Regions from separate parts of the Mus musculus genome. Here regions 2, 3 and 4 are each linked to region 1. The links are chromatin loops, found by intact Hi-C in ENCODE. Cell type or tissue: left cerebral cortex. All regions are shown on one strand.

Evidence for each region. Peaks named below come from ENCODE experiments on the same cell type or tissue, not always from the same donor. Only the 100,000 strongest peaks of a DNase experiment are listed, where the experiment ranks them.
Region 2: it touches region 1 in a loop (4-fold over the local background); 12 of 42 quality-filtered maps call a loop at or near these places.
Region 3: a loop joins it to region 1, with 3 times the contacts of the local background. A loop is called at or near these places in 2 of 42 quality-filtered maps.
Region 4: it touches region 1 in a loop (3-fold over the local background); 11 of 42 quality-filtered maps call a loop at or near these places.

The regions. Positions count from the first base shown.
Region 1 is chr13:76,840,755-76,848,754 of GRCm38, reverse strand. The region is part of intron 15 of Mctp1 (multiple C2 domains, transmembrane 1); the gene reads right to left. Among named protein-coding and RNA genes, the nearest start is that of Gm24519, 240 kb to the right of the region's middle. In left cerebral cortex, a CTCF peak has its summit at 3,979 (motif pointing left); a DNase peak (open chromatin) is centred at 3,866; H3K27ac peaks cover 317 bases.
Region 2 is chr13:78,182,792-78,190,791 of GRCm38, reverse strand. Nr2f1 (nuclear receptor subfamily 2, group F, member 1) reads left to right here. Exons shown (of 3, transcript NM_010151.3): 3 at 779-1,819. The coding sequence ends at 1,059. It overlaps 3110006O06Rik (a long non-coding RNA gene), which reads right to left. Exons shown (of 2, transcript XR_003950646.1): 2 at 7,819-8,000. It also overlaps a transcript of Gm38604 not described here. Among named protein-coding and RNA genes, the nearest start is that of Gm38604, 7.8 kb to the right of the region's middle. In left cerebral cortex, CTCF peaks have their summits at 820 and 4,300 (motif pointing right); no DNase peak of the experiment used is centred here; H3K4me3 peaks cover 769 bases; H3K27ac peaks cover 1,797 bases.
Region 3 is chr13:77,041,612-77,049,611 of GRCm38, reverse strand. It overlaps Slf1 (SMC5-SMC6 complex localization factor 1), which reads left to right. Exons shown (of 21, transcript NM_134071.3): 18 at 395-525; 19 at 2,410-2,502; 20 at 2,908-3,090; 21 at 5,582-6,524. The coding sequence ends at 6,063. Among named protein-coding and RNA genes, the nearest start is that of Slf1, 90 kb to the left of the region's middle. In left cerebral cortex, a CTCF peak has its summit at 4,049 (motif pointing left); DNase peaks (open chromatin) are centred at 1,893, 2,183, 3,005, 4,034 and 1 more place; H3K4me3 peaks cover 1,017 bases; H3K27ac peaks cover 2,021 bases.
Region 4 is chr13:78,172,227-78,180,226 of GRCm38, reverse strand. It overlaps Gm38604 (a long non-coding RNA gene), which reads left to right and starts at 1,265. Exons shown (of 3, transcript XR_873690.3): 1 at 1,265-2,720. It overlaps 3110006O06Rik (a long non-coding RNA gene), which reads right to left. Exons shown (of 2, transcript XR_003950646.1): 2 at 1-1,276. In left cerebral cortex, a CTCF peak has its summit at 4,243; a DNase peak (open chromatin) is centred at 4,228; H3K4me3 peaks cover 1,201 bases; H3K27ac peaks cover 1,263 bases.

The DNA.
Region 1 (8,000 bases):
AATCACAATTGTCCTCTTCCTAGATCTTGCTTCACACTGTGTCTTGATGGCTCTCTGTCAACACTGCAGGCTCGCTTCTATTATTTAAGGAAGGGAATGGAAAGGAAAGAAAAAGTTTAAAAATTTCAACAAAATTTTGATAATGAATGTGATGTTTTATATTTATCCATTTCACTAATGTCTACAGCTACCCTTATCTGGCCCAGAGCTTTAAAAGCTAGGCGTCAAGAGTCTGTTTTCCCTTCTGGGTCTAAGGGAGCTAAGAAGCATGCAGGAGATACTGGAAGAAAATGGATTGAAGGGTGTCAGGATGTCAGCTGCAGCAAAATCCTGGCAGCTCCCCAGCTGCCAGTTGTAGGAACACTTTCTGAACTGCCTTCACTCACAGGCTTCACTTCATACTGATGAGAAAAATAAGGAGTTTTACCTTTTTCCCCTCCTCCACACTGACTGCTGGTGTCTTTCCATCTTTTGAAGTCCTAGCTCCTTCTCCTTCTTACTTTTAATTTAGTTCCTCCTATTACAATTCGTTATGCATCTTTTTGTGGAAGAAATCCAGTTGGGCTTGTTAGACTCCGTCCACATTAACATAACAAGAGAGGAGTTGGATTTTATTCCTCACACCAATGCCCTATCCAAGACCCATGAAGGAACTATTGAGGGGCAGAAGCAATGTGTGCGCGTAAATGTGTGTGTGTGTGTGTGTCTGTGTGTGTGTATGTGTGTCTGTGTGTGTGTGTGTGTGTGTGTGTCTGTCTCTGTGTGTCTCTTTGTGTGTTTTCTTCTAAAGCCACCTTGGTAATTTTAACAAATATGTAGTAAAGATGGCAGAAGATCTGAGATTTTCAAATTGTGGTCCCAAAGCAACACAAATGATATCACTTCTGAAATGGCTAAATGTGTAAATTCTTAAGTTTTGGTTTTTTCTTAATAATACAAAGAATTGAGCAGTAAAGCCCAGAGTACTAGGTTTTAAGACCCTTCCACCGGATCCCAAAATGCACTGGAGCTTAAGGACCTAGGTTTTAGACAGTCAGCATCCATGTAGTCTTAGCCCATCATCTTCACCTGGTAAATGTCCTTGAGGGTCTAAGTCAACCTGGCTTGAGAAAGATCTCTAGTGAGACACAGCAAACGATGATGAGCACTGCTTTATAAACTAAAATCCTGTGTCCTGGCCAATTAAATGGCCCTTGATGACCTTAATAATCAAAAAAAGCTGTTGTCCATTTTTCAAAAGCCAACTTCACTTATACTTTTAGGTATTATAAGATAAAGTTAATTTTCCTATGGGATTTCTGTCAGCTCTAGATATTTTTCTATACTTTAATTTTTATTTTAATATTTTCTCACTTCTAGAGAAAATTAAAAAATAAAGAATAAAGTCTTAATGTTCTCTTTAGTTCAAAGATATATCCTTGGTATTCCTCTGGATATAGGATGTATGGGGATTGATAGAAAACAAAGATAGATTCTTTTCTTTTTGCCATTTTTTTTAACACACATGAGTAGGTTTCTTGGAATAAAGAAAAAACCACAAAGAATAAAACATTGTTGACCACCATTAAAAGGCAGCAATATGTGTATTTGTGTATATATACACTGAGCTGGGGTAAATTAGAGAGAAAGAGAAATATCCCCAGGAGGTCAAGTTCATCACCCCACATGATCAATCCCTGGTGCGCTGATGCCCCAGATGAGGTTGTAACAGAGGACGCTCTGTTGATTCTTGCAATCATTCTAGTACCATGAGAGCCAGGTTACAAAAGATCACAAGCCCACCTGCTCAAGCACCTGCTTTGCTACCCTTCAAGATCTCTGCAACTTCAGCTTCATTCAGCTCAGATAAGACCGGACTCCTGAAACCACAGGTCATTTACTGTGTGGCCTTGGTTTCAGGAGGGGTTGGTGAGAGGGTCTAGGGAAGACCTGTGTCTATACTAATAAAGACATTCTATCTATATTTGTAGCAAGTAGAAATACCTTTCAAAGTTGAAAAGATCACACTTAAAATATTTAAAACCGTGCAGAAATCTGAATCTACTTATAACTAACATGGAAAACAGTTATACTTAAAGGGGGTTGGTCATTGATGCAATATAATACATGTAATACATACAGTGTGCAGTTAAGAATTTTGTCTATCTTCCATTCGATACTTCTTCTCCACAGTCCTGGGTTCTCTATGCTAGAAGTGCCATCTCTATTTAACCACTGAAGATGGGAGTGTTTGCCTCAATCAGTTGGAAATGTTTCTGTTCCCACTCTGTGACTTTGACAGGCATATTTTGATGCGAGGATGAAGGGTTAAGATGCAGTCCCAGTTATCATGAGGTGTTTGTGGTGACTGCATTATTTTCATGCTTCAAAAAAGTGATTGTAGTTTTATCAGCTAATGTGGTAGTTAATGCCATAGAGCCCCTAGAAATACAGGATAATTTCTACAAAATCAGTACCATAGACTGTTCTGGCACTTAACAGCTGTAACTAAAAATCTCAACACACAGTTTACAAGCAAGGGTCATTCTCTCTCCACTTAAGAACAGTTTCCCTATTCAAAAATATTTTCAGTGAGAAGTGAAGCCAAGCTTTACTCCGTGAAATCAACAAGTCTCTCTTATACACAGGAATGGATCGTCATGGCTTTGGAAATTTTTTTTTTTTTAAAGATCATGGAATTAGACCTTCTTGGGTGTGAGGCATACTTGTTTGATAAGAATTTTGTGTATAGAAAATCAATTTCCTTTCTCAGTAAGATGTAAAATATAAAATTGTTTTTAGGACGTCCTTAGTAGACATTTGAATAGTCATAATATGGAATAGAAATATTCTGGAAGTGATAATAACAGGTTTGAGAGCTAAGGAAATGTTTTCTCGTGTTGTTTATTGACATGTGCCTTTCATCTGGAGTGCTCTCTCCAGCTCTCAGCATTCATCAAACTCCTACTCATACTGTAAAACCCAACTTACTTGTCTCCTGTTCTATGCAACCTACCTCTATCTCTGCTTCACATGATCAGGACATATCAACTTGGAATCCCAATTTAGAACAGAATTGTTATCGTGGTGGACACAGTCAAAGCACTGAGAAGGGAATGAAGCTGCAAAAGTATTTCCGGTTCTGGCAAACAGCTCTCTGCAAGACAGCTTATTATTCTAAAATAAACCAAAAGCTACAATTCTTAAAACATCATGTACTGTTTTCAATTCATGAATTAGGAATAAAGGTACAGTTTGGGTACAGAACACATGCTCTGCACTGCTTGAATGAATATACCTCTGTCAATTATTCTCAAATACTGCTTCAAAGGGAAGGAAATTACCTTCCTTGCATATACAGCTTATATGTGCACAATATGAACTTAATTACATATCTTTACAAATACATATATACTTTATATGACATATGTAATTGTACTTTATATTAGCTATCTAAAAAATAGTATGATAATAAGGCATGTTTTAATCTCTGATTGTTCTTCATAGAAGTGGTTGAACAGGTCTCGGCCTCTAAGAGCAGCAAGATGTAACAGCACGGTTTCTTCTACGGGAGAAAGTGCTTAATTTCAGGAACACTCTTCTCATCTTTTTTTACTACAGTGCTCTGCTATCACTTGGGAGATCTGTCAGTTTATTTTAATCTAAGAGATGGTGTAAGGCTGAAAGCATCACACTTCATGCCCAGGCTTTCTGATTTCCAGGTTACGTTCCTAGTCACTCTGCTGTCTCCAGCTCACATGGGGTCATGATACAAAGTAAAACCACTTCCTTAAAAGAACCTGAACTTTAAGGCCAAACAATTGGATGCTAAAGCTGCAGGTCACAGTTTCAAGACTACAGACCATCGTCAAAGTCTACGATTATGGAAATAGCTTCTGCCTGCTTTTAACAGGTCTGTAATGGAGCAAGTTTTTTTCTGGCTGAACTAAATGAGTTGCTGAAGAGATTTTTGTGGTGCAACACTGCCCCCTACAGGCCATGCTGTAGAATGACATAAAAGACAATTTGTGCAGAGGCAGAGGAGGAATGGAACAGTATGAACATTATTTGCTGGCAGAAGGCAAGTTCAGATGCAGGTAAAGATATCGTAACATACGTGGGTATTTGTAACATACTTTCTGATTTAAAGCTAGAATGGAGTCTTAGGGTTTAACATTGTTTACTGTTTCACATGGTATTTGATCTTCAGACAAATGTAAATTGCTTTTTTGATAGAGAAAATATTCTCTCTCAATAATGTAATATAACACTCCTAATCTGTATGGATTACTTACATGGATTCCATAGAGAATCCATATTAATAATCTTCTCTTCAGTGCAGTAATTGCAGTGTTTAATGGTTTGAGGCAACCTCATGAGGTGGCAGAAGTAGGGAGAAAGGGCCATTCATACTAAACTCTCCCTGGCTCTCTAAAGACTTTAAAAGAGACTCATTCAAATATGTGCAATATATCATATATAATAATTCAATTTTCATTTCTAAGCTGCATTTCTTCAATAGGAAACTGCCAACTGCTTTGATTATAAAGCTCAGGTGGTCATCTGTGTTGGAATAAAAAAAATCCAGTATTTCATGGGAAAAATGCATCAAATTAACACTGCATTCTCAGAAACTTTTAGGACATGTGACATTTTTGGAAATTCAGAAATACAGATCTATACGTCAGATTATTAGAAATGTATTTAAAAGTACTTCCCTTCAACTATAAAAAACTACAAGTCTATCTTAAAATGGAATAATTATGAATATTATGTTTGAAACACATCAACATTCTGTCACCCCATACATACAAATAAGCATATCCCAATGTCACTCACATGTTATAAACGAGGCCTATAAAACATGCAGAAGGTAGAGTGAATCCTCCCGAAACATGTTAGAGATGCCACATCATATTGTCAGTGTAAGCCAGAGAAGCCTACAGATCTTACTGCTTCTATTTATAAAGCTCAAACCCTGCTTACTGGTCTACCAGGGAAGTTCCGCACAGCCTTAGTTTTAAACACAATTTAAAACATATGCAAGTTGCATTCAAAAGTACAGTGTGAACACTTGATTTTGTTTTGAGTGATACAATGCTAAGTACAATACATCTTTGAAATATTCATAAGTCATAAACTTAGGCAAAATTCACTTGGTAAGTGCTCAAACAAATAAAAAACGTTCAGGAAGATTAATTTGCTAGTAAAATAAGCACTCTAGTTTGTTCTGATTTGCAGGCAGCTGTATGATATTCAGCATTTCCTTCTACTGAAGCATGAATTCCAAGTTGTCATATGGAGGAATGTATGAGACAGTCTACACAGGCATGGGCAATGAAGGTGCTAATTTGCAGCATCCCACCTCATAGAAGGCTTCCTGAAGAGTAAATGCCTCATATATGATATTTAGTTTTATGTAACCATAACCTATAATTATGAAATGATTAAATGATCTCAATTTTATTTTAATTAAATAGCTAATCTTTTTATTAGAAGTGGGTCTCTATAATTACTTTGAGAAATTTTATAAAACCGAGGACAGAGTCATAATTTTAAAAATCAGATTCTTAACAAGTTTTCTAGGAAATGAATATTTAATGCGCCTAAAAATACTTTTCTTCTTGAATAGATCTCTAAATTTGATTGTTACTTCTGCAACTGATTCATACTGTGTTCAGTCAATACAACTGAGGGTACAATTTCTAAAAATATTCAGGCTATGTGAAAGAATTATTAATTAAAAGTTTAAAAAGGCTTTTACATATTGTTCTCTTAGGCTGGCTAGATGTTTCAGGTCCTCTTATTATTTACCTGGCTCATAGAAATGAGTGTGCAGACCTCTCCACAACACAAGTAAAAGTCCCAACAAAGGCATTCCCATCTCACTGTCGGAGGCTTTACCAACAAGATGTAAGACTGGATAATGAAAACTATATTATAATTGGTAGTTTTTATCCTAATGCTACCAAATCAAGTAAAAGTTTTCAATCACTGAACATTATTTTGGTAATGTTGGTAGCAAGGTAGCCTGGTATGCTGTGTGTCATTCAAACATATACTGTGTCTGGGAAAATTGTCCACATTGTAACAATACCATTTTTCTCAGCTTATAGAATTCTACTTGATGCTTTCTTTTTACTTGCTATGTTTTATCTTTTCATGCTACAAAGAATAACTTCTAAAACTAAATTCATGTTAGTGGCATGAATTTTAGATCTACTATGCCTCTCTGCAGCAAGGGTTACTTTTAAATTTATCTTCTTATCTCTGCAAAGCTTACCAGCAACATGCTTTCAGAAGATGCCAGCCAATAAACTGCACTAAAACCACTCTGCTACAAAGGCACAGTGATCTTTGGCATCATTCACTATTTTTAAAGCCATAAAAGAACAGATAATAAATATATGACTCACAAATTATCAATTATGAAAAACAATCTGGTTCAGAAAGCTTCACTAATATAAAAAGATGGATCACTTGTCACAAACCAATAAAGGCTATTGTTGTGAATCCAATATTTGATTTCTATCATTTACATTAGGGAACTTAAAATGATTTTTAAACCACATTATTGTTTGAAAAAATTTTGTTATAAAGGTGAACATGGGTACTTTGGAGGGGAAAACCATATGTAATCAGTCATCCTTGAAATGACTGATATTTTTACATCAAAGCCACCATACAAGTCTAAATTTCAGAGACTAGGTCCATAAGGTCGGTGCACTGAGAAAGTGCTTTATTGCATTCCAGAGGAACAAAGGACAACAGGAAGGTGAGCATGGCTCAGACACTTCCCTCTTCCTCTGGGTATTTTTCTGATTGTTAAAGTTTGCTCCTGTGGGGGCCTCCTTATGCAGAGAAGGCTCAGTGCTGCCCATCTACATGGCTTAGTTTACTGTGGTAATGTGACTCTGTCTGCTTAGTTCGCCTCACACAAAGAATAGCACAGTGAAGCTTTTTATCTTTATAATCAATTCATTTCCCTGTTACTTCATGTTAATCACATTAATAATTTTCTAAATGAAATATTTTCTAGATGTTATTCATATTTCATAATGTGAAGTGTTATATCATATTAATCATTTTCTAAGTGAAAAAAAAAGAGGTATAATTCTTACCAAGAGGAGCACCCCTGAGAGTATCTAGGATCAGAAAGTTCTTACCTGGTGTTGTCTGAGGGCTACTCCATTACTTTGTCTGCTCTCTAGTATCTTATTATAGATTTTTATACCTTTGTATAAAACTACTCAGAAGTCTAAGTAAATCAAAAGCACATTATCCACAAAGTCATTGACAAATGTGTGTTATTTATTTAAGGATGATCATATTTCTATCCCTAGATAACAGATTTGATCAGCAAATTATCTTGCTGAAACCTTGAGAGTGGGTTACAAAGGAGAAGTTCAATGGTATTAAACACAAGTATGCTTCAGTGACATGTGGCAGATACAAGCTGAGGTAGCTGGAACCACACTGCAGACAGTGGGCTAAGATGATGGGCATGCCAGGTGACTATCCAGCGGGAGCTGGAAGAACAGGAGAAGCCTAATGGCAGAGAGGCAGGCACATACTAAAAATCCATTCATGGACTGCATGTGTTCTATCAAAGGATTTCACTTCCTTCTGCCATATATAGACAATGTAACAAACAGAAAAGAGAGTGAGCCAAATAGCTACTTATATCTACTTATATAAGCCAAAACATAGTAAGGGCAATTCAGCAATGAACCCCTAAGAATTTTCTAAATTTGTTTTGGAAGAAGGAGTCACAAGCGTTGCTAGAGGCAAGCCTTATGAATGGGCTTCAATATATTCCTCTGTGGCCACGGAAAAGAACTGAAAATAAGATTGAAAATGGAAAAACTGACATAATTGTTCAATAATAGAAACGACTAGTTAAATTTTTAACAGAAAATGTGCTAATTGACAGGGTTGGAGTTTAGAATACGAACATGCTAAAAATGTTTGGAAACCTAGTTCTGTCTGATGCCTGTGGTCAACTGCAAAACTGTAAAATT
Region 2 (8,000 bases), 1.3 Mb before region 1:
GAGCCATATTCCTCCTGGTTATTATACAGCTTACAGAGATGTGACCAATTTTCAATTACATGATCTAAGAAAGATAGAAGTGTCCACTCTCACCGAGGAGGATTTGTTGCAGGGCTCTGTCCTGCATATATAGTTGATCTCCAATTCTATATTGGTATAGCACAGGCTTGATCTGGTTCTCGGTTCTGCCAGCTTGTGATCCCCGATCCCCTGCCACGTGTATTCACTACACAATCTAGGTTCTCCTTGAGCTTGCTGGTTGGGGTCAGCTGGGTTGGGGGTTGGCGGGGGTGGGGGGAGACTCGAAGAAGCCTTTAAAAACTGTTTCCAAGGCTGTATATTTCTTCAGGGGTTCCAAGCACCCCAAAATCAAGCAGGAAAGGGGCAAATGCTTTCCTTTTAATGAGCACAACCAGAAATGTGCTCCCCTGAAGGAGAGAACAGGTCGCAGTACACAGCAAACATGGATTCACCATCATGCATTATTTAATCCAAAGGTGAAAGAGGGGAAACAAAGCTATGGCCAGGTTGCACCTCTGTGCATGTGCACCTCTCTCCTGGTCTCCCAAGCATGGTGAGGCTTGGATTTATTGTTATTTGTGTAGGGGGTGGGAAAGAGGATGGCAAAGAGGCATGGAGGGAAGGAGTTATTTTCCTTTTCTTCTATTTCTTTTTCCTTTTCCCCTCAAAATATTAATGGTGTGTATGCCTTTCCATCTCACTCACCTAACAATCTGTCCCCTTTCCCTGTCTCTCCCTCCTGTGGCTGCTCTGGCAGATGCTTGTGGCCTGTCGGATGCTGCCCACATCGAAAGCCTGCAGGAGAAATCACAGTGTGCCCTGGAGGAGTATGTGAGAAGCCAGTACCCCAACCAGCCCAGCCGCTTTGGCAAACTGCTGCTGCGATTGCCCTCTCTTCGCACAGTGTCCTCCTCTGTCATCGAGCAACTCTTCTTCGTACGTTTGGTAGGTAAAACTCCCATCGAAACTCTCATCCGAGATATGTTGCTGTCAGGGAGCAGTTTCAACTGGCCTTACATGTCCATCCAGTGTTCCTAGACTTTGGGTGTTTCCCACCCAATCCTGCTCCCTGACTCCCTAGAGACTAAGAGGACTCTCCCTGACCAAGGACTAAAAAGCCTTTGGGGATGCTGGTATGATGGACCAGGCAGGCCAGGCAGACGGGAGGAGGGCTGGGAACAAGAGCAGCCCACTCTGCAGGAATGCAACCTGAGCTGCAAACCAGGAGAAAAGGAGACTCATTTAGGATCTGATCTGTAAGTACATTGGAAAGGAAAGAAAAAGGACCTCGTGTCTGGTGAGAAAATGAAAAAAAAAAAAAAAAAAAGAACGATTTGGAAGAGAGGACCATGAGAAATTTAATAAAATAGATGGACCTTCCAGGATTTATTGTGGATGGATGTGGATATATTCTGTACAGAAAACTACTCATATGGAAGTGGACTGAATCCTATGTAGAAACATACACTGAACATTGTTATTCATTTTGTAAAATACTAGTGTTTATTTTCATTTTTTGTAAAATTTAAACATCGTATGCGCATAAACAAAAATGAACAAGAATTAGGGGGAAATAACATTTTCCAAATAATTATAAAAAATTTGTCCTGTGTCTATGTATCTATATCTGTTTTGTATTTTTTCTGGTTCCAAACCAGATTTCCTGTGATTCTATACTAATAATTTTTGATATAACCCTTTGCTTCTTATAATGAGTGCGATATATGTTGTCGAGGCTGTTCTTCAAGAATTAAAATTGAAGTGAAAATTTAAACAAAAATAAAAGAATTTAGCAAAACCCATGTGTCTGGTTGCTTGAACTACACCCTCAGAGCAAGAGGAGCTCCTGGATAATTTGTGGATAACTGAGTATTGTTAGGATCTGAATTGTTGAGAGGTAGAGGAGACTTTTAAGGTCCAGTACTAAGTCGGCTGTACCTTTTTCTTAGGCCACTACATCACTTTTGCAAAGCTGAAGGCAAGGCCAGGCTGTGTATGTGATGGGATAGGAGGGGAAGGCTGGGCCTTGGTGGCCAGACAGGAGTTTTGTTTTGTTTTTTTTTGTTTGTTTGTTTGTTTGTTTTTTAATTCTTTCTGAGGACAGCCCTGAGTCAGGGGCCAGGGGAAGCCAAATTGCTTTTGAGGCACAATTTCCAGGCACATGGGCGTCACAGCTTCAGTGACCCAGTGTCAGGTCACCTAGACTCTAACTGCAGTGGGAAAGTTTCTGAGCTGGAAGGGGTTTGCAAAGGTTTCATGGCAGGCTTTTGTGGGTGGGGTGGAGTTTTGAGGGCTCCTCAAAGCGTTTGAGTCTGGGTGGACTGGACGGCCACTGACTGTCTGCTCCAAGTCTTGCTTCTCCCTGCCTCTGGGCAAACCGAGACAAAGCACCGTGGATTCTGACTTTGTTTCTCTTATGCATTCTTGGAGATCTACCCACCTGTGGTTGGTTTGCCTTTCTCTCAGGCTCTTGTCAAGGGGGTTCCCAGTAGGACCTCTCCTGTGTGTGTGGGGGGGGGGTGTCAAAAGAAGCACCCCCCAACACACACTTTATGGTACTTACAAGCTGAACTCAGAAAGTAGGACTAGGTGTCAGGAAGCTAAGTTAGACTGGGTTCTTCCCTAAAGTGCCTTATGGCCCTAGGGGCCCTTGGAAGACAGATATCTCTCTTTGAGGAATCTAGCTGGGCATGCATTGAGGTGAGGGGCGAGCGACAGATTTCAGAGTCTGAATGTTTTATGGAATCTGAGCCGGAGCTGTGAAAACACACACTGCCAAGGGAGCTCTTCCTTAACATATTGATAAAGCCGTATCTTTAAAATTAAAACCCCTCTTACACACGGATCCCCCAACCCCTAGTCCCAGACAGGTTTAGATGAGGGAAGAGTTCACTTTTAGAAGCCACCCATAACCTTGCCCTTTCACTTCACTGTCTGAAAGTTTTCAGGTTCCCCAAATTCTTAAGCAAGCCCCACCTGGTTGACATTTTGAGTAATCTGAGTATCTATGGGGCAGGATGCCACTGTAGGACCATGGTCTTAAAACTAGGCCACTAGGGGACTAGCTATATTTCATGCATAGGAAGACTGACCCTTAATTCACTTTCCTACAGTCTAGATACCTGAAGCAGAGAGGAGAGAGAGGTATTCCTGTTAAACACAGGGGCCTCCTAGGAAGTATTGGGAATTCTCTTGTACTGACCGGCAGCAGCAGAGTGAGGGTTCAAGGGTGGGTTGCAGCTAGAATGCTGAGAGGGAGGGAAGCCGAGCTGCCAGGAGAGTTCACCGACCTTTCCTGCCTTCTGGAAATGAGATGAAAATATATTCATTACAACGTGATCCCTCTGATGAAAACATATAAACATTTCTCATAGTTCTGAACTATACATTTCAATTAATTTCAATATGGAGACCCAGTCCAAGCCCCCCAGTGTAGAAAAGGGTGGACAGCATGGATCCAAGATGTCCAAGGCACTTACTTCCTCAGGTTTCTAGGGGTGTAAGGGGGTCATTTGACTTTTGCTGCCTGGGGTCTGGAGAGTGCTTTTGATCAGAGAATCCCTGCGACTTTTGAAATCCTGGCCCAACCTCCCAGCCAGTCCTAATGTGAAAAGAGAAGCAGGCCTCTCCAGGGGCCCTTCCAGCTGCCAGGAAACCCAGAGCTGAGTGGGAAAGAGGAGCCAGGGTTACTTGCTTGCCCAGTGGCCTTTTTGGGGATCCTGGGCAGTATTCCCCAACCTCCGACCTACCTGCAATATGCACTGAGAACAACTTGTGTTTCTGGATTTAAGTCTCCTTCCTAAGATAGGAGACTCCGGGTTATGGTCAGTGAGCGCTCACACTAAGGCTGCTTGAGCCCACTGACTTTCCATTTCAGAGCACAGGGCACAGAAACCACACACACTCACACACAAATCCGATCACCCCAAGGAAATGTTGAGGAACCAAGACTGCAGCCCCTAAGTTGTAGGTGAAGCCTACTAACAACCCGGAAGCACACACACACACACACACACACACACCAGGGAAACGTCCTAGGCTTTCTAGCTGCCCTTGGTGGGTGCATAAAGGATCGGGCCAGCAACTTCAGGGCTTTCAGTGCTGAGAACAGGCTGTAGTAATAGCCTAACTTGTGATCATCTAGTGCTTTCTCCGGCTCAGGTAATTTCTGTGGTCTCAGGCCTTAACAGGAGGCTTAGGTGGTACAGGTGGGAACCTTTTCTGTCTGGATAGCCAGATGGAGTGCGCACAACGTTGAGCTGCTTTCATGCTAGGCGCCAGGGGGAGCCATCGAAGCAGGGTGTGAGTCTGGAGGTCGTTCTGGGTAAGTACCGGCTCCTACCTCCAAAAATTGGGAAAATGGAGACATGGATTCCCCAGAACCAGTGGAAACTGAGGCAACCCTTGTAGAGTGGCTTCCTTCTTGAAATTACCACGACTTAGGCATGTTTAATGTTCTCTTTTAATCCAAACACTTGCTGGGCACCAGAGAACTTCAGTGACTTTGAAGTAGGTTTAAACTACCTTACCTGAAAATATTGCCTTTACAGACCATAGGCAGAATGAGAAGATATGATCTTTGACACCCTATTCTTCCTACACCATTTCTGACTTGGGACTAGGCTGAATGAAAGAAAACTCAGAACAGGAATGTGGGTCCTTTCGTGTTCAGCTTGTTCTTCTAGAACTCTGTCCCTCCAGAACTTAGTAGAGGCTCAAGGTCTCTAGCAGAATCCCTGAGACTTCACAAACCAGCCTTGCTGTTAGGAACACTAGAGAGCTGCAACACAGCTCTTAAGAGTAGTAGGGGGAGGAAGACAGAACGAACGAACGAAAGAAAGAAAGAAAGAAAGAAAGAAAGAAAGAAAGGAAGAAAGGAAGGAAGAGGAAAAGAAAAAAGCAAAATGTTTATTTTTTAAATTTTTCTTGTATAGGCAGCCCTTTTATTTCCTAATGCCTGATTCATATTTGGGGAACTCCCCTGTTCCTTAGAACAAACAACCTAATTGTCCTGCAAATAGAAGACCATAAGAAGCATATGGAGGGAGGGAGGGGGAACAGAAGTGGGAACCAATAAAACTCTTGTTAAAGGGCCTGTTCGGAGGTCCGTGGCATCACTGGGCTTTTTACTTGGGAAGCCAAAGAGTCGTATTCCTAAATGAGTTAAAGACCCATTTACCTCTGTCGTGTTCTATTCATCAAGCCACAAGTTGAGAGTTCCTAACATGAAACTATTTGTTTGCTTACACAACCAGCTGGGCGCAATTTCACGTCTGAGATATCTATCTGAAAGCGCCTCTCATTTATTATCTCTTCTTGTCAGGGAATCCATTTTTCCAACTCCCCCTCCCCCTTCCGAGTTTGTTTGTTTGTTTGTCGTCGGACTTCTTTGCTTGGGAAGACCCTTTCCCCAAGGAGCAGCCAGCGGCTCGGGGATCAGGTTCTGTTGTGCCCAAGATCTTGGACCAGAGAATAACAGAGGTGACTGCTACTGACACCAAATGGCTGGAGAGCGAAGGGTGGAGTGGACAGTGGGTGGAACAGACCCAAAGTTGCTGGGTAGCCTTTCTTCTCGGAAGTTCTCCCTGCTAACTCTCCGCCATGAAAGCTTCAACAACCTGAGGTAGGTGGAGAATAGGGAGTAAAAGGTGGAGTCCTTTCTGGAGATGGGGACCAGAGATTTGGATTTGAGAGATACTCTGACAAAGCCTCACCTAGTTCCAATTGGCCAATTTCTCCTTCTGGGGCCGATCACAGAGTAACCAAAATGTAAATAGTAACGTGATGGGTTGGGGGAGGAGGCAATGCATTTATTCTGTGTGTTGAGGGGAAAAGACTGCACGTGGTTTCAATTTTGAAGCACAAAGAAATAACATGCAATGCAGAAAATAGGTTTATGAATGTAATTGAGAGGAAAGAAAACAATTAACACGGTGGAAGGTTGCACATCGGAATCCCCACCCCTTGCTTTCATTTCTATCCGAATTGGAGAAATCCGGATCATGTAGAATAGAGTGGATCTAGGCAGTCGGATCCTGCGGACAAGAGAACCCCTGATGGGAATCTTAGTGATAGCTAAATAATGATGTCTAAACGTCTTCCAAACTGCTAAGGCCTCATCTAACCGGCTGACAGCAAGGGATCAAATCCCCAAGTCTAGACTATAAAATACCCCCCAATTGTGGAGAAGAGAAGAGAAGAGAAGAGGGGGAGAGTGTGTGTGTGTGTTTGTGTGTGTGTGTGTGTGTGTGTGTGTGAGAGAGAGAGAGAGAGAGAGAGAGAGAGAGAGAGAGAGAGAGAGAGAGAATATCTAGGGGTTTCTTTAAGACAGACCAAGCTAGTCTCTGCAAACTAACCTATTGTGTTGATTTAGGAAGACATTTGCTGTATATAACATTTAAGGCTGATAATATCATTGCACAGCCAGATAAATAAAGCTTTGGCCTAATGATGGGGTCAGCGATCGATCTCTGGGCTCAGAGGAAAAAGGCCAGAGAGGCAGTCGGGCAGGATGCTCTGTCTGTGTGCCTGTCAGCCAGCTTGCAGGACCCCAGTGTGTGTGAGCATCAGTGTGTGAGAAAGCAAGAACCAAGTCTTGAGCTGGCCAAGAGGCTCATTAGCATTCCTAACCCATGGACCTATGCTGACAACTAACAGAGATATCCCTCTCACCACTGGGCCCTTTCTCCTTTTGTCTTCAGAGCTGGAAGAGGGAAGAGAAAAAGATTTCTCAGTAGACGCTGGAGCCTAAACTTTTATATGATTGTTAAGAGGTCGTGTGTGTGTGTGTGTGTGTGTGTGTGTGTGTGTGGTGAGAGAGACGCCTACCAGTATTTTTCATCATCTTTTAATAACTTTATTTTTTGTTACTGTTATTGTTTTTCTCTGAAAATGCATAACACTCTTGTTGAAAGTCCAGGTTTAAATAAAAGAGAAAATCCCCTGGAACTGCTTTGCCATCCCTCCTTGTTGAAGGAAGGATGCTGATGCGTTTTGCTCCCAACACACATGTTGTGTGGAAACCTGTGCTTTACAGTTTGCTGGTTACAGATAGCTGGGACCCAGCACATGGGCCGCTTGAGCTTTGTCTCTCTCCTTTCTTCTGCTCGGTTTGGTATCCTAGACACCCTGCTTATTAGTTTCTATTCCCTGCCCATCGTTTTAAGGTAAAGTACATTTTTCAACAGTTTCAGAGATTCGAACAGTATTAATTCAGGAAAGCATAATTGTAAAATTATACTCACTTGTGCAGTTTTAATTGTCCTTTTACTTAAGGGGTAGGGTCTTTAAAAAAAATTACTAGGTCTCCCAGAGACAAATATGTATCCACTGGACTATCCCACATTCTGTTCCTTGAACTTCATAGAGCTGGCCAGATAGCTTTGCACACTGGAGTATACAAGTTATCCCATGTTGACAGATGTTTGTCACTTAGTAACTTCTTTCCAGCTTCCCCCCCCCCTCCCCTGAGCCTTCTTTCCAGCCTGCTTTGTTGTTTTAAAATATGCACGTCTCTCACTAGAATGCTAGTCACGAGCCAGTGCAAACTTTGTGTCCAACCTCCCACATGAAATGATCCTGTTAGAAGAAACTGGATATGTCTCAATCTGCACTTCACTCAGAGCCTCTTGGTCCTGGCCACTGTGAGTCCCTGGTCCAGGATCCAAAGTAACTCAGCAGAAACAAACTTCCAACTAAAAATCCCCTCGAATGTCTCCCAGGGAAGAAATATAGCTCCTATAATTACAGGAGGCTACCGCCGGAGGGGAACGCAGCCCGCAGCCAAAAACCAAGAAAGTAAGAATTTTATTTATTTGCTGATTGAGCCTGGATTGTCATGGCCGACAGGTTTACCCACACTGAAGTCTCAGGTTTGTTCTGAGTGTACAGGTGAGAGGGAAAGGAGGGAAAGAGGTGCATGGCAAGAAGTAGAAATAATGAGAGAGACCAGGCCAACTGGGAAAAAGTGATCTCTGCGG
Region 3 (8,000 bases), 200 kb before region 1:
GTTATAGGTAGTATAAATAAGGTTTTAGATGCATATGAGATGCTATACTTTCTGAAAATGAAAGACTTCTTGATTGGGAAATCTGGAGGCCTGCACTCTAATGTAACTTTCAGCTTTATTTCCTCTACAAAATCTGATTTACTTAGTTTCCTCCTTGCCCAGCGTTCTACACTCATTACCTTTTTACTGAGCAGTTGGAGATATAGACTAATAAAGTAAAAATTAATGCATCAAAATTTGTTCTCATGTAGCTGACTTTACTCTAAAGGCTGGAAAGCAGTATGATTGAATGAGTTCAAAGCAGGATACATTTTAAAGGAAGAAAAATACTATCTTATGTATGCTGGCATGACTTACTGAAAAACAAGCTTTTCTTGGTTTTCTTTCTTTTCAGAGAGTTAAACCGTGCTAAATGTTCCTCATCATTGAAAAAATTGAAAAAGAAGTCAGAGGAATTGTCATGTTCCAAGGAGAATTGCCCATCTTTGGTTACAAAGATGAATTTTCATAAAACTAATCTGAAAGGTACCCCAAGTATCTGAACTAACTCATATTAAGTACTTTCTGTCCTTGTAGTCAGTATTTGGAAATCTCACACATTTGCCCTAATGAATGTTTAAACTTAAATATTGAACTAAGTCCAGGAAATAGTTTAATGGATAATGTAATATTTTCTTGAACTCTTCTGTATACAGAAGAAGTGGTCATTTAGTAGCTGATGTAATAGACTAGCCCTGCCTTTCTCACCCTGCCTTTCCAGATGCTGTGAGCTCCCTGAGCCCATTCCAGACCTGCCCTTCTTACTTTGCAATTCCACATCAACCTGTGCTGCTTAGAATCAGTGTCTTCTGATTTGAAAGTATAATTCATTCTTCATCTCTTTTCAGTCATAGACATTTTGTGAACAAAGAATGAGGAGTAGGCTATGTTACATAGCTGTGTTAAGCATATGGGCTCCTTTCTTCTAGGCACTGAGCCCAGACAGAAATGTGTTTGGCTTTTGGTTCTAACTGTACAGCAGCCTAAGTACCTAATGGATTGTATTCCAAGAATAGTGCTGTAATAATTTTCTCTCGCACCCCTTTTACTTAGATGTCTTGTAACCTGAAAATATGTTATCTACAAGGGAGCTCTACTTGGATAAACTAAATTGCTAGGTTTATAAGTTATTCTGTTTATAGAATATATCATATGTATTAACTCATGCTATGGATTAGCTCATGAAAACAGTGACAGCAAAGCTTTTATAATTGTTCCATGGGATAGACATTTATATTATGAGCCCATGAAGCTCAAAATATGAAGACTATTCGATGACAATTCAGATATTCACTTCAAAGATCAGTGTCTCTTTTCTTCGTTTTATTGTTCAGAAGTAAAATGAATATGAATGAATTTAGGCTGAATAGCAGGAGTTGGGAGAGAAAGAAAATTGAGAAATGGGGGAGAACTTTGCATGTAGAATAAATGTTTAGTAGAAGTTGCAGAGATACTCTGTAAAATTGAGTAGTATAAAAATGTGCTACCAGTATTTTATATAACAGGAACAAATAATGCCCATGATGCATTTTGTTTCCTATGTAGTCATTGGTAAGTATTTAGCCATTTTCCTTAGTGTCAAATTATGTCTTATATTTTATTAATCTTAGTTCAAGCAGCAGTTGGAAATTTTGACCAACAGCAATTTATTGCAGTCCTCCATCAAAAACTGTGCCATTCTATGTGCTGCTGCTGTTCAGCTTTAAATGGTACTTAGGGACTCTTCAGCGTGTGTGTGTGTGTGTGTGTGTGTGTGTGTGTGTGTGTGTGTGTGTGTGTGTGTGTGTGTGTGGTGTTTATATTAAGATTCTTACATTTCTCCCTCCGTGCGGCTGTAGCCAAGCCAGACAGCCTATTGAGAAGCAGCAAGCCATCTGTTAATGGATTTGAAGTTCTGAATTGTACTTGAGTATGTAGAGGCACTCGTGCTTAGCTAGAAACATTCATTTGAATTAAGCTATAAATGCTGTATAAGAAAGAGCTATACATTTTAGCGTAGATTCATGAATAAATTTAAGAGAGGGCAGTTGCACTTTAAAACTTTTATTGCTACAAACCAAGTATTTCTGGTGTTGTCTGGTCATCTGGGGTTTGTCTAGCAGGACTGAAGCTTTAACCTTGAACTGGGAGAGACAATGGCTGTGTAGAGCTTCCCTTGTAGAATCATTGCGGAGCTGCTGACAGAGCAGAAGCTCTGGGCTACTGGGCTTCCTCCCACCCCACCTCTCCTTCTTCCTTTTCTTGTTTTTAATTCAAGAGATGTTTAAACCAGTCTGGCATGGGTCCAGACCTTCTAGTTCATGGCCTTTGTTATTTTCTTTAGTTGATATCTTGTCTTCTCTGGAATAATCTATTAATTTTTTATGTCAGGGGAAACAGCTCTGCATAGAGTTTGCATAAAAAACCAAGTGGAGAAATTGATTATCCTTCTGTCTTTGCCAGGAATAGACATCAATGTTAAAGGTAAGATCTCTAAGTCTTTGTGTCCTCCTTCAGCATCGTACAATTTGTTATACAAAATAGTTTTATATCGTATTAAGAAAAATCATTTAACTAAATTTACTAAAAATATTTCTAAAATAGTTACTAGCCAAACTGAAATAATTCACTATGTGATAATTTAGAGCTAATAATATAAAATATTTTAGAAGCAATTTTCTGGTCATATTCCAATATTAATGTTTAAAATTTCTTTTTATTTATTTTCATTTTTAAGTAGAAACATGATTACAGTGGGCTCGTTTTCACCAATGCTGTTTTTCATATATGAAGCTCCTACAGAGTAATAGAGGGGACTTGTGGAATATCAATACTTTGCAACCAACAGTACTTCTGCTGTTTTAAAACTTGCCTTAATTTCTAATTTAGACAATGCTGGCTGGACGCCTTTGCATGAAGCCTGCAACTATGGCAACACGGAGTGTGTCCAGGAAATTCTGCAGCGTTGTCCAGAGGTGGATCTGCTCACTCAAGTGGACGGGGTGACGCCTTTGCATGATGCGCTGTCAAACGGACATGTGGAGATTGGCAAGCTGCTTCTACAGCGTGGGGGTGAGTGCGTTCCTGTTACAGGGCTTTCGGGAAATTATCTAGGTTTTTGATGACTTCCTCAGAGGCAGATAATATTTTATATTGAAAAGTCTGTAAGAAAAGGTGCTTTTATTTTATATAAAATATAATGAGAAAGTAAAGACAAAATGTCTCCTAAATACAGACACCTTGTATTAATTGTTGTAAGCACCATTTTATAATATATATATTGTTAAAACCTATTAACATTCATGTATGAAAGTATATTTTTGCAGTTGAAGCTGTTGGTTTTAAATATTGCTTTAACTTAATGTATATGGTATCTTTGTGAAGTGATAATTTCTGAAAGCTTGTTAATAAGTGGATTGAGTGCTTCTTATGACTACTTCGGTTTTCCATTTTTTATTACATATGTATGTGGTGTGTATATATGTATAACTGGCTAAGCTAATATTATCTTTATATGACATTCCTTTATAGAGTATGGAAAAGATAGCCTAAGATATTTTCATTTATATTTACCATCAACTAAGTTGAAGCTGGATTTTCAGGTCATGTTAAATATAGTACAAGGCTTTTATGAAGAGGATAACTTAAGCTTCATACCCATATACTGCTTTTTCTGATTCATTTTTATCTTCAGCAACTCCCCTTTTAGTAACATTTCTGCATCTGAACTATTACAAAATTTTGCTTCAAAATATTCAGACTAATTTGTGTTTTAAAAACGAAACCCTGATAACTAGCTTGTAATATGAAAAACATAAACATTTGTGTGACTATTGGTTTTGTTTGTGTTAATTTTAACTTAGAATTTGATGTGTTTTATACTGTAAATAACGCATTTCATTCTGCATAAAAACAAAAGGCATATTCTCCATGTGCCCTTTTTTTTTCCCTATGAGTATCTAAGAAAGCCTGGATATATTGCATGATGGCTTAAGAGACTTGGTTATTTATAGTCTTCTCCTGCCCCCTAAAGGCCTAAGTGTGTCTGTTTTACCAACACTGTTTCATAATTGATGTATTTTTAGTTCTTCTACCTTCTCTTTTAAATACTACTAGTTTTATAAACCCAATGTTTTTTTTTCTATTAAGTATTCTGTTTTCTTGTACTCAAAGATTTAATCTGACATGCAAGCCAATATTCATTTCTGTATCAAATAATGTAAATTATATCAGAAGTATTCTTTAATGGATTCGAGCTGATTAGCATAGTGTGATATTAGATCAGCTGTGCTGATTTAGCTAACAGAGTCATATGTGGGTTAGTCTCTGATCTAGGAGAGAAAACTAACTTGTACTTAGGTTTGTCAAGGTGCACTGGCTAAATTACATCTGTGTTGTTTTTGTTGTTGTTTGTACTAGGTTGTTTATTTGTTGACTTATCTAGTCAGATTCTGGGTTTGAACCTTTATATGGTTTGACATTATCACTCTGGCAGCTTTATAATCTCTTCATTTCAAGACTTTCAGTCTTGCTAGCAATAATTTCAAGAGTATATATTGCTAAACTTTACTTCAGGTACTTGTAATGTTTTCCAAACAGAAATAAGAAAAATATTTTTCTTTTGTTTTAAGATGTTAACAAAATAATAGATAATACAACTTTCATTTGAAATTTCTTTTTTCCCCACAAATTATATATATGTAGCCTTTATATTTGTGGTTATAGTCATCATTAAGAGTTTTAGCGCTTAATAATCTATTCTTTCTGACGGTACAATGTGTTATAATGTATCCTACCATACTTTCATATTGCTGCTTACATTTCTGTGAGTGACTGCACAAAGGGTTACAAGCTGTGATTGATAAGAGTAAAGAGCACTTCTATACCTTGTTATGGACGGACCATTGCTTTTCACTTCTTGTGTCATCCTCTAATACTCAGGATGAACTTGAGTCCTGAGCATTTCAGTACTTTGCAAGTACTAACTCTGACTATAGCAGGCTTTTTCAGTTTTGGTTTGGTTTCGGCTTTGGTTTGATAGATCAAGTATTGAGTTCAATTTAGAAAATTAACTTTGAAGTTTTTATGACTCCCTTGCCTTTGTGAACAGTAAACATTAGAAGTATAAAATACAAATTGTACTGTATCTGTGAAGGGTCTTTATAGTTTTCACATTGCCAGGTGGTTAGTCAGTAATGGAAAAGAAACTATTTTTTTCCTAAGGTTCTAATTAATGTGTTTTATTAATTTCTTCTGAGAGTACTGGATTTCTTGTTCTTAATTGGCAGCAGGGAAGGTTTTAAAAACTGTTTTCACTTATCATATAGACTATGTTTTAGCAGAATTCATTAGTCAGTTGAGTAGAATTTTCAGTTTGTAAACCCACCTTTATTGGTCTGTATGGGCAATTACAATATATGTAGGCAGCTAATCAGTAGCAAGTATGATGATAAACAGAATCCTGGAAGGCTTTTATTATACTGAGGTGGGGGAAGAAAGCAGCCGTTAACCTGGCAAAATAAAAGTGTTTTACTCTTAACATTTTACATTTCCTTTTTCACAGGCCCAGAACTTTTACAGCAGAGGAACTCTAAGGGGGAGTTGCCCTTGGATTATGTGCTGTCCCCTAAGGACAAGGAAGAACTATTTGCCATTACAAATATAGACGATACAGTGGACAACTTTCATGCTAAGACACAGAAACATTTTTACCACCAACAGCTTGAATTTGGTTCGTTTTTACTTAGTAGGATGTTGATTAATTTTTGTTCAATATTTGATTTGTCCTCAGAATTTATTCTAGCTTTCAAAGGGTTAGGTCATCTAAATGAGTTGCTTATGGCATGCAATAGTGATACAGAAGCCAGCAATGCACATACTGACTGGTTATTGGATGTTTATGCTAGGAATATAAAGACATTAAAGAAGCTCCCAAGTGTTCTTAAAGAGCTGCCTGAGAATCTAAATGTATGTCCTGGAGTGCATACTGAGGCCTTACTGGTGACACTGAAAATGATGTGTCAGTCAATCACAGAGCTGTCATGATGCCAGAAAGTATGAATCAGATGTCTGAACGTGCAACATGCTTTGTCATTTAGTATATCCATAGCTTATGGAAAAAATATTAATTTCAGTTACTCACTGACAGCAAAGTTTCATAGCACTTATAAAACATCTACAGATCTAAAATATGGGCTCAGGATTTAACTCAGAAACATACAATAAGAAAATGAAGTAGTTTTGTTCGGTATAAATGGTTTCACTGATTTTTAAAAAACAGATTTGTTCTTCAAATATTTATTTATATTATATATATAGAAAATTAATTTAAATATTTTTTCAAGTCAAAATGTCCTTTCCTCTGAGTGCTACAGGTCTGAAAATCATGGCAAGGATATTCATTCAAATGTGCTTCTATATACATGTAAAAGTTGTTTGTTCTTTATATTTAAGATGCATTTGCTTTTTTGTGTTTCTAAAATAAACCTTTCTAGGACTTTAAATTATGTTTCATAGTCTTTAGTTGTTTTAAAAAAAAAAAAACACTCACACCCACACACACCCTTTCTCTGATAAAATCAAATCATATTATATTTTGTTCACTTTGAGTATATATATTTAAATGCCTACTTATGTACACTGAAAATTTTTTTAATTGGGTATTTTATTTGTTTACATTTCAAATGTTATGCCCTTTCCTGGTTTCCCCTCTGCAAACCCCCTATCCCATCCCCCCTTACCCTGCTTCTATGAGGGAGCTCCCCCACCCACCCACACACTCCAGCCTTAGCATTCCTCTACATTAGGGCATCAAGCCTTCACAGGACCAAGAGCCTCTCCTCCCATTGATACCAGATAAGGCCCCTTCAGCTCCTTCAGTCCTTCCCCTAATTCCTCCATTGGGGTCCCTGTGCTCAGTCTGATGGTTGGCTGCAAACATCCACATCTGTATTGGTCAGGATCTGGCAGAGCCTCACAGGAGACAGCTGTATCAGGCTCCTGTCAGCAAGCACTTCTTGGCATCAGCTATAGTATCTGGGTTTGGTGTCTGCATGTGGGATGGATCCCAAGGTGGGGCAGTCTCTGGATGGCCTTTCCTTCAGTCTCTGCTCCACTCTTTGTCCCTGTATTTCCTTTGGACAGGAGCAATTCTGGGTTAAAATTTTGGAGATAGATGGGTGGCCCCATCTGTAGGAAGCCGCCCTCACATTCGCCGTTGCAAGATGGCACTGACATCCTGTGTTCTAAGTGGTAAACAAATAATCTGCGCATGTGCCAAGGGTAGTTTTCCACCCCATGTGCTCTGCCTTCCCCGTGACGACAACTTGGCCGATGGGCTGCAGCCAATCAGGGAGTGGCACGTCCTAGGCGGAGGATAATTCTCCTTAAAAGGGACGGGGTTTCGCCATTCTCTCTCTTGCTCTGGCTCTTGCACTCTAGCGCTCTTGCGCTCTGGCTCCTAAAGATGTAAGCAATAGAGCTCTTGCTCTCTTGCACTCTTGCTCCTGAAGATGTAAGCAATAAAGTTTTGCCGCAGAAGATTCCGGTTTGTTGCGTTCTTCCTGGCCGGTCGCGTGAACGCGTGTAAGACCCATCCCTCAACCTGGAGGCCATGCCTAATCTCTGGATATGGTCTCAACAGGTTCTCTTCCCACTGCCCTTTGTTGTGTATTTCAGCTAATATCATCCCCATAGGGTCCTAGGAGGTTCTTGCTTTCCTGTCATCTGGGACTTTCTGGTTGCTACCCCCAATTCCCCATCCCCCATTGCTACACACCTCTTTTTAATTTTCTGACCCTCTGTTCATCTCCTCCATCCCCTCCCATACCTGATTCTGCCCCTCTTCCCCCACCCCCCTTCTCTCTTCTTTCCAAGTCCCTCCTATCCTCTACTTCCCTTGATTATATTGTTCCCCCCACTAAGCAGGACTGAAGCATCCACTCTTTGGTCTTCCTTCCTCTTGAGCTTCATGTGGTCCGTGA
Region 4 (8,000 bases), 1.3 Mb before region 1:
GCCTTTTTTATTATTATTTTTTCTACAGTAAATGGCTAGATTTTTTGTTGTTGTTGTTGAGTAAGCTGCTAGAATGTTGTGCAGATGTTCCACTCAGAGCAGACCTGACCCTCTCTTTCCACCCATGCAAGTCACTTAAACTCTCTGACAGTTCATTTGCTCAAGGCCCATCTTCTGTATGTGTCGGATATATCCTTTGAAATTTCCACCTGGTTACACACACATGCACCTACCACACACTTTAAACACACACTCCCATCCACTGAGTCGTTGAGCCTTGTACAGGACTGCGGTGGGAGAATTGAGGGTGGAATGGAACGGAGGGAAGTCGGCCCAATGGTTATGCCCAGTGCGCAGAGGCTCGCCCTCCACTGGGCCCCTAGCTCCTTTGTGCCTTTGGTTCAAAACTTTGGAGGTGGCCCAAGTAGCTTCCTCTAAATGGCTGGGAATCTTGATTTGTTAAGTGCTTCGGGGCACCCACCCAACGAGTTTCAGGGCCTTCCTAGGAGCCGAAGCAAAACCAGGGTTGCAGGATTGTCCAGTTGGTTCATCCTTCTGGGTCTCGCCTCTCGGCTCCAGCCCTGGAAGGGGACGGCGGTGCTTAACAAAGGGCCCTGCGGGGGCTCGGAAATCAGGCACGTGACGAGCGAGCGCGCGCAGGGTCGCTGTCCCGCAACCGGGAGGGGCTGCAGCCAGGGTGCCTGATAGCCACCATAAAAAGAACTGCCCGGCCCTCAGCGGTCCCAGGGTTGGGCCGGGGTGAGAAGTTCCCGTCTGGCTCAGCCAAGGAGAAGCTGCATCTCCCATCTCTCCAGCACTTGGAAGAAACTGTGTGTGCGGCGCGGGGAGGGCTGCGGAGTGGGCCAGAGCCGCACGGCCGAGCAGGGCCCGCTGGTGTGTTGGTGCCGGGGTGGGGTGGGGGGACGTTGAAGAAACAGTTCTTTCTGAGTGACAGGACCCCTTTTCAAGGGCAAATGGGTGAGGGGCATCCTAATATGAATAGAATTTTCAGTGTTTCACAGTTCTTCTCCCCCTTGTAGGTATTTTTTTCTTTTTTTCATTTTTCTTTCTTTTTATTTCGTGTTAAGTTGGAAGCGCCTGGCTAAACATGTCTTGTGTGTCAGTAGTGTGAGCCATTCACTTTTTTAAAAAAAATCTTTTTGGGTTGGAAAAAAAATACTGCAGCCAACATGTTAGCATGTTTTTGTGTACTCAGTGACTGGAGCAGCCGCAGAGGAGTCGGGATCTCACCCAAGGATCCTGAAAGATGCTATATCTGGAAAGAAAAGACAGGGACATCTTAAAAAAGTTCTCCGTGATCCTCATAGCAAATCTGGTCACATCTTGATTTTTTTACAGAAAAGATACAGCATCCTAATTTCTCACTGGAAAGCCTGTAAATTGATATTAGATATCTCTGTGAGAAATCACAGTGGCCAAGAAAACCTTATCTCACAGGAAGATTTCTTCAAAGCCCACTTCATCACATTTAGAGACACTATTGTTATGTCCATTCCCAACCTTAGCTATGGAAGACCATGCTTTAGAGAGGAAAAAAACAAAAACAAAAACAAAAACAAAAACGTTTAAAGTAGATTTGAACTCACATTTGTTTGTTGTTGTTATCTGTAAGAGCAGAAGAACTGATGGGAGAAGTTTTAAAAGTGTGTGAAGCAAAGGACACAAAGACAGTTTATCAGTGAAAAGAAGAAAGTGGCCTTTCTATTGGGGACTAAAGAAAACCCAAATGTAGATGAAGTGTTTCCACAAAAGCTGCTTCAAAGTCCATCTCTTTCCCTTGGGCTCAGTCATCATCCAAATGTGATAGCTGGCAGTTCTTCGTGGAGGTAAGGTGGCCATGGATGGGGAGTCACACAGAGGAAGATCCCTGCACTATAATGTCAGACATTTTAACTAACAACCTAGTGATATCACAGGGCTCAGATTCAACTACTCCCCCTCCAAACAGTGTCCACTAAAATAATGTCTTCCCTTGCTTGGTTACTTGACTTAATAGGGACCTTAGTCCTCCTTTTGACTTTGCTCAGCAAGTTGGTGTATGTTGGGCCAAATTCTTAATAGTAGTAGTAGTAATAGTAGTAGTAGTAGTAGCAGCAGCAGCAGTAGTAGTAGTAGTTGTTGTTTTCTACCATTTTGTGCTCAACTCTGCTTAATTTTCTACTTATTTTTGGACCTCAGCCTTTTTGGATCACAAATGTCCCCACTAGTAACACAGCAATAAATCTGAGCAAAAATAAGACAGATTTCCTCATCGATGTGTAATAAAGTTAAAGGACATTGTTTTGTCAGACAAGCGCTAAGTAGAAAATAAATCTCAGAGTCTGGGGAAACAAAACGGAGCGCTGCTGGCATGTGTGTAAATTTACTTTTAAAAGCAATAAATCAATGTTAAATTAAACAGCTGGGTACCCTGTGTAGGAGAAGCTTCCATGTTTAAGAAGATCTTGATGGGAGAAATGTGCTATTTAACATCACACACACACACATACACACATACACACACACACACACACACACACACACACACACACACACACTTAGATTTTTGTGCATATCCAGAGGCAAGCCGTTTCTGACACTTCCCTTGAACTGCAGGGAGGTAGAGAAAAAAGAACAGAGACTATGAATGGACTCTACAATCCATCCTCAGAATCTGACATATTTCCAGGGATAAGAAACGAGGAGACTTTGAACAACTGGTATAGACTTTTTCTAGCTTAGTTCTGAAATCATCTCTATTTACTGGTTTAGTTTGTTGGATATGTTGTGGTTATTTTGTTGCTGTTGTTGCATATTTTTCTGTAAATAATTTAACCTGAAGAAATATTATAATGAACATATTTAGCATTTTGTTTCTGATGCTATTATTCTTGATGTGGCTGTTTTACACAGCAAATAACAAATTAAAATATAAAGACAATTATTTTGTATCTGTTATACATGGTTTTACTGAGATAAAAGTTGATATTCAAGTAACATTAAACTAAACTCTAATATTTTAGTATTTCTTTTTTGGTTATTTTTTCCTGTTGTAAAGCTTTCCACTATGAGATATTGTGGGAGATGTGGGGAGAGGGGCAAGAGAGGGCCACAGAAAACCCAAGCTCTATTGCCACATCCTAATATAGTGTGAACCAATATGTATTTACAGAGGTAAATATCTAATAACAAAAAAAATTAGGAAGAATTTAAGGCTAGACTTTATTTTTGCAGGCTTGAAATCAAATCACACACACACACACACACACACATACACACACACACACACAAAACCTGTCAGTTCTTTAGAGGAGAGATATTGCTGGGAAGAACTTCTTTAGCCTATTGAATGGAAAGCTACTGATTTAAAAGAAAAAGATGGGTTCATGCTTTTATCTAGCACAGGAGGATCTTCTTGATTTCTTCACATAGATGTCCTGTTAGCGTTCTTTTAAAGTTGTACTGTTTAAAGTTAGCCCACTTTTCAAGAATATTCATATTCAGTAACATGATTCAGAATGCAAAAACTGAAAAAAGGCAGTTTTATCACCTAGGGCTGAAAACCAACAGGGGTGGTTGTGGAACATCCTAGCCACCTTGGATTTTCCTTCAGGTAGTAGAAAATGGCAAAGACCAGCTTGCCTGAAGAAGAATAAAAGTTATACTATTTATATTTAGATAGCACCATTCAGTTTCCAGGATCATTTGTAGCTTGTTAAGTAAATTGTGTGTCACTCAGAGATATCTCAGCTTGCCTGTCAGGAGACATCTGGGCAGACTTAGAAACTCAAAATGACTTCTGCTAGGTTTTTCCAGGGATGCTCTCTCCTGTGTGCTGAAGCCCTGGGACTCATTTTGGCTCAAGGTGGGCTTTTAGCCGCTCTCTTTGTCCTTTTCTGGACAGGAGGGTGCTAGTTGAAGCTAGTCTGATTTGGGGAATGCAAGAAAGAGAGATGGAGAGGCTGCCAGTTCTAATTAAAGACAAGAAGCAATCCACTCAGGAGCTATCTTTTATCTTTAGCTTGAGACAAAGACTGGCCACCTCACTTCAGAAGTTAGTTTGTCCGAGTTGGCTAGTGAGGTAAAAGTAGAAACCCATAGGTGATGCTGCTCTCAGGTGAGATCGGACTTATGGATAAGTCACTGCAGGTACATCTTCAAGCTGCCACCTTTCCCCGCTCCGCTGGTCTCCTGGTGTTTTGTGCTCTTGACACAGACTCTCTTAGATTCTAACTTTGCTTGCTAGATGGCGCTCGGTGTCTCAAGACCTTCCAATTCAGAATTAAAGTAGCTTTTTAGCACCATTCTGAACTAGTTTTGGGCGTTTGATTAGCACAGTGCCAGTAATGTTACTGTTGCTTTAATTTTTTTATTATTATTTTTGTCATCCTTTTGTATTAAGGCAGCATCCAAGTGGGAGCTGTCCACTTAATCCTTATAATAATAAAATATAGAGAAATTCTGCCTCTGAATTTATGGCATAATTGTGGATCAATTACTTGTTTTGATACATTTCAAAAAGCACTTAAGTTTTCCACAAGTAATCTTTTAAAGGATTTCAGGAAGATAAATCAGCAAGTAAAGATATTTAAACTCCTTGGTGTTCATCAGCAGGGTCCAAGAACTCACCCTGCACTCCTACCATCCGCCTCCAGCACTACGTCCATTTGCTATCATGGAGTGTCATCAATTGATGTAAAATGTAGTCTGTTTTATTTAAACCCTAAATGTTAAAAATCAATGCCTACAGATACATGTTTAAATATTTTTAAATAAAAACCACCACAAAGCTGGCTTAAATGAAGAATGGCTTGTGGGTTCTACAATGTAATCATTAGCAAATTTTCAGATATTCAAAACCAGTTTGGGGGAAGTCATGTTGAAATATAAAGAGAGACAAACAAATAGTTCTAAGTGTCTGATAGAAAAAATGAAGACAAGCCATGAAGACCTATAGCTCTGTTAGCTGAAGATATCATTTTATAGCATCTACTGCCCCTGTGCACTTTAAAAAGAGAGCTGCAGGTGTTGATGGCTGAGGAAGTGCTCACAAGGGAAAGCAATGCCTGTCTGTATAAACATAAGACCCCTTAACTGTGGAGGCTGAACTTGGTTTTGGGCATTGAGAACTGATTTGTATACAAATGTTCTACTTTTGGGGATATCAATGACATCCAGAACTAAGTGCCTTAGAACCTTTTGTAAAATCTTGGTTGGTTTGGTGAAGATTGAGCACAGTCTCACTCTGGGTGTTAGGCTGAAATTAGCAGGCGCTGAAACCTAAAGAGGAAAATTTACAACTTGATCATCCCCAGCCACACACCACAGAACCTGCTACTGTTGCAAACATATGTTCCAGATTAAGTTAAGCAAATGGCTCTCATTTCTTTCAAGGTTAAGTTGATCCTGAAAATTTAAATTTAAGTGTGTTGGACTTCCAAGGATCACTAGGTACTCAAGTGTTTACAAATCTTCTCCTAACCATTTACTGAAAGACTTCATATATTTTGTTGCCTTCCTGAAATACTAGTTTAGACTCTTGTAAGTTGAATGTAGTCAGGTGCTATTTTCTGGAAATATATGTAGTTGTGAAAGCTGGATAAATTGCAAATTGAGTCATTTGTCCCTCCAATATTGAATTGCTTGATATCAAAAGCATAATCCTAATGGTTCATCTAAGCTCCTAATATAGCCACTCATTTAAAAAACGGATGCAAAACCTCACAGTTTAAAGTTCTTCAAAAGTTTTATTCATGGAAAGAGTTTCTTTCCACAGCACAGGACAAAGCCTGTGTTTCAGAAAAGGCTGAGACCACGGTGTTTTTCCAAGGGGAGTAACTTTCATATAGTCACACAGCTGACTCCCAAACTGAATTATCTGAAGTCCACTTTGAGTAGCAAGGCACCCAGGAAAAAAGGTCAGAATTAACCTCAGTCTCTCAGGTAGCTCCCCTGGCCAAGTTACAGAAGTGGAATTCGGGGATCCAGCAACCCAGACAACCTCTTTCCTGATTTTGGGATCTACTGCATCTCTTCTACCTCCAGATGATCTCTGTAGTGCACTTTAACCAATATTAATACCTATTGACATTTGGTAGTTATGGCTTATACTTCTCTTCCCCACAGAACCTTCAAGAATAAAACGTATTAATTCCTGCCTCCCCCAATTCATTCAAGAAACATTATTCTTCTAATGTATAAGATGTACTTCTCCAACTAAGAACTTTGTATTTGACATCGACAAGTGGTCAAGGTAGAAGAAAATTTAAAAGATTTGAGGGACAAAAGTGGTCAGAACATCAGTAATCATAGGACAGCACTCGGATTAAATGCTTAAAAATTAAAGGAGAGAAAACAACAACAACAGGCATCTATGCTTTTGGAAGGCTTAGGAAGGTTTAAAGTTCCACCAAACACATACACAGATAGGTAGCAAAACATTGATACAGACGTTTATTTCATGGAGACTTAGTTATTTATATCCTCAACATTTTGAAATATAGAAACTGAGCCATACTTTTTTTTTTCTTTCAAAATTTAGTGTTCTCTGGCAAAAGTCGCCTTGAAATATACATGCCTGTCTGGACGTTTCTAACTTATTTAAATAACCCAGAAAAGTCATTTTGAAATTGAATCAGGAATTCAGTGTTTTTTGTTTTGTTTTGTTTTGTTTTTTTTTAAGGCTAAAAAAACTTAATAATAAAGGAAAGTTGGCATGAAGCAAAAAGATCCCTCAGCATCCACACTGAGACCAAACCCACTCAGTGAATTCACTCTGTCACCGCAAGTTTCTCCAATTCTTGTTTCCAACTTTGTGCCTTTCCTTGTACAGAGTCTCCTTTGCTCCAGAACCCCAGAAGGCTAGAATAAAACATTTTCAAAGTAGAAACTCAATTCATAGAAAAACCACACTGACCAATGACTTACAAACATCTAGTGATATTTATCTGAGCTGTGCATTCAGATGTGGAGAGTGCTATAGTTCAGAATAAATGAGTCCCCAGGTCACTAAGATTCAACAGGTCCCCTTGTAGCCCTGCACACTCCAGCTGCCAAAATGCATTAAGCTCTGTGAGTTTCCATCAGTTTTCATAGAGGGTCCAGCTGCTAGTTTAAACACTTCCACCATGAATGAGTTTCTCTAGTGGCATGAATTTATACACAGTTACTCTTGAGACTGAACTAATGGTCGAATTAAGGGGAACATTCTCTTTGAGGGGAGCAAACGCAGAAGTGACTTTGCAGTGGGGGAGAGAGAATAAAGTTCCTGTGAGTGTGTTGGATGAGAGAGGAACCTTCTTACAGCAGCTCTGAGAGAACAAATTAAAATGCACACAGGTGAAATATTTAACCATTTGCACGTCTCAGTGGAAAGAAAAACATGCTGTTTTGCGGCTAACTTGCTGCTAGGTTAAGAAACTCACTGATGTTTCTATTGCAGTGCTGTGTCAGGTAAAGAAAAGTACTCTCCTGAAATGTATCATATATTTCATATAATACAGAGCAGTGTGGAAATCCGTTTGCTAAGGAAACACACCAGGGTTCTTTACCCATTTCACTTTCTTATCATTTTTTACTTGAAAAGTTTTGCATTAAGTTGTTGTGGAACGGTGTTTATTCACTCTTTAATAGATACATGGTTTTGACAGTCTCACCTGCTCTGAACACCCCAGTGTCAGAGACTCAAGAGAGCGGATGATGCAAATTCTGTTCTCATGAGAGGGGATAAATTTCATTCAAAGCTAAATAAAATAAGGTTCGAGTTTCAACACAGCAAAGGTGTTAGATTTGGAATCTGTAAATCTCCTCTTAGGAGTGGCGCCTGGCGTTGCCAGGGAGACTACGCAGAAAAATCAGATGCCACACGGAAGTGGTCTTCCATTACTGCACTTTGCTCAACGCGATAATTAAAACAAAACAAAATAAGTAAAACGCCAAACAAGGAGATTTATCTAAAACTCCTTGAGAGGACTGAGATTTGAAGCTGAGAAAAAGTGGCG